2 separate regions of the Homo sapiens genome follow, and region 1 is linked to region 2. Evidence: chromatin loops called from intact Hi-C (ENCODE). Cell type or tissue: OCI-LY7. All regions are shown on one strand. Region 1 holds the start of LOC101929314 (a long non-coding RNA gene). Region 2 overlaps KYAT1-SPOUT1 (KYAT1-SPOUT1 readthrough).

Region 1 (2,500 bases), 140 kb after region 2:
CTGGACCTTGCTGAATACAACTTCCTGTTTGCCCTGAGCTTTACCACTCCCACCTTTGACTCCGAAGTGGCCCCCTCCTTCGGGACCCTTCTGGCCACAGTGAATGTGGCCCTCAACATGCTTGGAGAGGTAAGTTGGTTCTGTCAGACACTGTCCTCTCCCCCCGGCTCCTCCCCCTGCCTGCCACTTCCCAGCTGACCTTGGGCATGTTGGGCATGGTACCTAGCCTCCCAAGCCTGCTCCTCTCTGTAAACTGAACATGACAGCACCTCTGAGAATTACTGTGAGGATTAAATGAGGTAACTGATTAAATTTGCTTAGTGCAGGACATGCAAGTAGGAAGCTCTCAGTAAGTGGGAGCTGTTCCTGTTGTCTTAGTTTTTTACCCTTGCTTCTCTTCAGCTGGACAAGAAAAAGGAGCCCCTCACCCAGGCAGTGGGGCTCAGCACACAGGCAGAAGGGACCAGGACGTTAAAGTAAGTGCTCTTTCTGGGATTTGATAAGGGGCTGGGGCAGTCATGGGCCCACTGTTCTCAAGCTTGGCCAGCCTGGCCCTCTGCAGCAGTACCAAAAACCTGTGTCTCCTCCCAGGTCCCTCCTGATGTTTACCATGGAAAACTGCTTCTACCTGCTCATCTCTCAGGCGATGCGGTACCTTAGGGACCCGGCTGTGCACCCCCGGGACAAACAGCGGATGAAGCAGGAGCTCAGCTCTGAGTTGGTACGGATGGATAGGGATACGGAGGGCTGGACCAATAGGGCCAGAGCCCTGTGGGGTCCTGCCTGGCAACCCCCAAGGGTCAGAACAGTAGCCAGATGTGCTGAGCCTCACCAAGCCACTTTTTTTCTTGTAGAGCACGCTGCTGTCCAGCCTCTCGCGCTACTTCCGCCGGGGAGCCCCCAGCTCCCCTGCCACTGGTGTCCTCCCCTCGCCGCAGGGCAAGTCCACCTCTCTCTCCAAAGCCAGCCCTGAGAGTCAGGAGCCTCTGATCCAGTTGGTGCAGGCGTTTGTCCGGCATATGCAAAGATAGGGCAGTGCTGTTCTGCCCACCTACCCCTCTCCACCAGCCTACACTGCACCCTGGCTGGCAGGGGTGCTGCTGGCTGCTAGGGCCTATACAATGGAGGGCACCTCCTGTCACCCCCCTCCCGGAGTAGCCACGACTCCAGCCACCACCCACTGACGTTATTTTTATACTAGATGAAGAGGTCAACAGCAGGCATGGGGAGCCGAGTCTTCTGTGCTCAGGTCCTCACGCTGCAGACGCCCCCTAGAGGAACTTTCCTTCCTTTCCAGCATTCCCCACAGCACTGCCGGCCAGGGGAGAGGCGGCAGCCCAGCAGAGGGCTCTATGCACGGGTTTCAAACCTGTTTTCCACACTCTGTCTTTGCAGTTTTGGTAATTCTGTGGTCTATTTATACAGATATTAAAATCTTGTTTATAGACAGCTGTGTGATGTTTAACTTCAAAGCCCAGGGATGACAACGTGGCTCTCAGAACCTAGAAAACTCCCCTGGCCAGGCGCCTGGGAGTGGGGCTGCAGCCTCGGGGGAAGGCAGGTACTGATGGATGGCTAGTTCACCAGCATCTCCTCATTCCTGTCCTTGGGCTGAGGGTTTGGCTGGGTGGGCGCTGTCAGATATTCCCTTCCTTGGCCTGCGCTGGTCCTGTCCTTGACCCTGCTTTCATTGGCCCAGTGGGCTGAGCTCATCCCTGGGTGAGCCTTTCTTGAAGCTCTGTGCCTTCCTATTTATAGCCCCGTGCCCCCGTCATCCCCCGATCCCCTCTTCAGAAGCCCCAACAGTGGGGCCTACTGGCTGTTGGCCTTCTCAGGACTGAAGTCAGAATGCTAGGTCCTGCTAGGGGCCATCTAAAACACAGACATCACTTAGGGTTTCTAGAATCAGGCTGCCTGGGCTTCAGTCCCTGCTTGGCCACTTGCCAACTGTGGTCCCTTGAGGAGCTGACTGTCTTGCTGATCTCATCTGTGAAATGTGGACACTGAGGACGGCATGAGAACCCATGGCACGGGGGCACATGCTGGGTGAAACGCCCGACCTGCAGACAGCACTGACCGCTACCCACTTCTTGTGCTTGAACTGAACTGTCAGACGCATTCTACAGTCCGCTCCACAATCCAAATTTAGGAAACTTTTTCTTAGGAATAAAACGTTCCTTGTGCGGCTTCATGTCCAGGAACAGCACTGCCCTCTGAGAGGCACAGGCCCCGCAGAAGACAGGGAGGGCTGCACTTCTTCCCAACTAGAGAGCTGGGGGCCGGGGCAGCCACAGGGCCCCTGCTCACTCTGTGGAAGAGTGGGGCAGAGGGTGAGTCTACCTTTCCCTTTACCACCCTCAGGGCCAGGCCCTGACAGGAGCCCAGGTGACTCGCACACAAGGACGGTTTATTGGCTAGAGAGCAAACGCAGGCAGAAGTAAAAACACCAGATAAAAAGTGAGTGTGGAGAGGTGAAGACTGCGGCCGCTGGACTTGGCTT
Region 2 (2,500 bases):
TTCAACAACTCTGTAAAGCAAGTGCTATCCTCACCCTCATTAACAGGTGAGGAAATTCCTAACATACTAAAATAACAACACTTACATTGAGCTCCTGCAGGCCTTATAGCAGATTGTACACCTGGTGCCAGCACAGGGCAGAAACTCAGGAGAAACAGATCCCAGCTGTGGCCCTCTTCTCTGCCCTGCCCCAGCCTTGGCCCCTTGCCTTCTCTGGGCACTGCCAGTTCTCAGGAAAGGCGGTGCCTTCTGTGTGTCCAGATCACTGGCTCCATGGGGGTCAAGAAGCTGGGTGGCACCTGTGCTGCACACGGATATGCTTAAACAATCTTGCAGCCTTGGGGGTGGGGCTGGAAACCAGGATCGGCTTCCATTGCAGGGGACTGGCAGTGCATCGGGCCTATGTGTGGCCGGGTAAGACTGGGCATAGGAGTCAATGTTGGTTTGTTTGTTTTTTGACACAGAGTCTCGCCCTATCTTTTTATCACCCAGGATGGAGTGCAATGGCATGATCTCGGCTCCCTGCAACCTCCGCCTCCCAGGTTCAAGTGATTCTCATGCCTCAGCCTCCCGAGTGGCTGGGATTACAGACGCGCGCTACCATGCCCGGCTAATTTTTTTGTGTGTCTTTAGTAGAGATGGGGTTTCACCATGTTGGCCAGGATGGTCTTGAACTCCTGACCTCATGATCCGCCCGCCTCGGCCTCCCAAAGTGCTGAGATTACAGGCATGAGCCACCATGCCCGGCCAGAAGTGAATGTTATGTTGCACCCTCCACAGGGTAGGTCTGTTCTATTACCACACCCAGGATCAGGCCCCAAGTAGACACACAAGGAGGAGGGCAGTGCTGAGAGACGGGGGAAGGATTAGAACACAGGCTTTGATGACCTTGGCAGTGTGACATGAGGCAAGCCATTTTACCTCTCTGAACATCAATTTTCTATGCATGAAATAAATAATAATAATTCATGGAGGCTGGGCATGGTGGCTCACACCTGTAATCCCAGCATTTTGGGAGGCTGAGGTGGGCAGATCGCTTGAGCTCAGAAGTTCAAGACTAGCCTGGGCAACATAACAACACCCTTTCTCTACAAAAAAAAAAACCAAAACAACAAAAGGATCCAAATACAAGAGCTTGCACCTGAGCATGTGCACACATCTCTGTGTCTGTGTCTGTGAGCTTATGGGTGTGGTGAAGGTAGGTTCCAGGAACTTAGGAGGGAGGGAGGGAGGGAGAAGCCATAAGGGGTTCTCAGCCAAGAGCAGAAGGGTACAGGGGGCACGTAGGCTGCCTTAACCCAGCAACTTGGCCAGGTTGGTTGGGAGCAACTTGGGGGCTTGTGGGTGTGTTATTCCCGAGTCGGCCAGCAGGGGGCGCAAGGAGCCAGGCCCCTCGTGGCTTTGAGGTTGCTGGCCCAGGTCACAGAGCAACCTGCTGGCCCCAGGAGGGGACTACGCCTCACTTCACAGAGGAGGCCCAAAGCAGGGAGGGTGCTGCTCCAGGTTCCCGCATAAGGCAGGACTCCTGACCTCCCAGGCACACCTCCCTCCAATGCCCTGCGCCTCACCCCTTTTCTAGGAAGCAGGCCTTCCCTAGTCAGCTCCTCAACAGCCCTGGCAGTCACCTTTTATTTACCACACGCTTTCCTGTGCTAGGTGCCCCGTGGAGCCCTACACGTCCCACCACTTAAAAATGTTTTTCAGGCCGGGCGCGGTGGCTCACACCTGTAATCCCAGCACTTTGGGAGGCCGAGGCAGGTGGATCACAATGTCAGGAGATCGAGACTGTCCTGGCTAACACAGTGAAACCCCGTCTCTACTAAAAATACGAAAAAAAAATTAGCCAGGCATGGTGGCGGGTGCCTATAGTCCCAGCTGCTTGGAAGGCTGAGGCAGGAGAATGTTGTGAACCCGGGAGGCGAAGATTGTAGTGAGCCGAGATTGCGCCATTGCACTCCAGCCTGGGCGACAGAGCGAGACTCTGTCTCAAAAAAAAAAAAAAAAAAAAAGTTTTTCATTTAAAAAATTTTGGTAAAATACACATATCATAAACTTTACCATCTTAACTATGTACAGGTATACAGTTTTGGGAACTGTTTTCATCTTGTAAAACTGACAACTCTGTACCCATTAAACAATTACATCCCTTTACCCTCTGGCCCATAGCCCAGCCCATTTGCTGTCTCTGCGATTTTGACTACTTGAAATCAGGTCCCATCACTTTTATTATTTATTTACTTATTTTTTGGGGGACAAAGTCGTGCTCTGTCGCCCAGGCTGAAGTGCAGCAGCGCGATCTCAGCTCTCTGCAACCTCCGCCTCCCATGTTCAAGTGATTCTTGTGCCTCAGCCTCCCGAGTAGCTGGGACTACAGTTGTGCACCACCATGTCCAGCTAATCTTTGTATTTTTAGTAGAGACAGGGTTTCACCATGTTGACCAGGCTGGTCTAGAACTCCTGACCTCAAGTGATCCGCCTGCCTAGGCCTCCCAAAGTGCTG

The links. Hi-C counts contacts between places; a loop is a spot of excess contacts. Peaks named below come from ENCODE experiments on the same cell type or tissue, not always from the same donor. Only the 100,000 strongest peaks of a DNase experiment are listed, where the experiment ranks them.
Region 1: a loop joins it to region 2, with 4 times the contacts of the local background. A loop is called at or near these places in 11 of 110 quality-filtered maps.

Annotation. Positions count from the first base shown.
Region 1 is chr9:129,005,648-129,008,147 of GRCh38, forward strand. It overlaps NUP188 (nucleoporin 188), which reads left to right. Exons shown (of 44, transcript NM_015354.3): 41 at 1-129; 42 at 403-476; 43 at 592-721; 44 at 855-1,449. The coding sequence ends at 1,031. SH3GLB2 (SH3 domain containing GRB2 like, endophilin B2) reads right to left here. Exons shown (of 11, transcript NM_020145.4): 11 at 1,389-2,500. LOC101929314 (a long non-coding RNA gene) reads right to left here and starts at 916. Exons shown (of 4, transcript XR_007061810.1): 1 at 833-916. RefSeq lists enhancers at 958-1,017, 1,138-1,207, 1,428-1,577. In OCI-LY7, CTCF peaks have their summits at 1,299 (motif pointing right) and 1,510; a DNase peak (open chromatin) is centred at 1,284.
Region 2 is chr9:128,862,378-128,864,877 of GRCh38, forward strand. All of the region lies in intron 1 of KYAT1-SPOUT1 (KYAT1-SPOUT1 readthrough), which reads right to left. The region is part of intron 1 of KYAT1 (kynurenine aminotransferase 1); the gene reads right to left. Among named protein-coding and RNA genes, the nearest start is that of KYAT1, 18 kb to the right of the region's middle. RefSeq lists an enhancer at 1,213-1,507. In OCI-LY7, CTCF peaks have their summits at 1,366 (motif pointing right) and 1,567; a DNase peak (open chromatin) is centred at 1,414.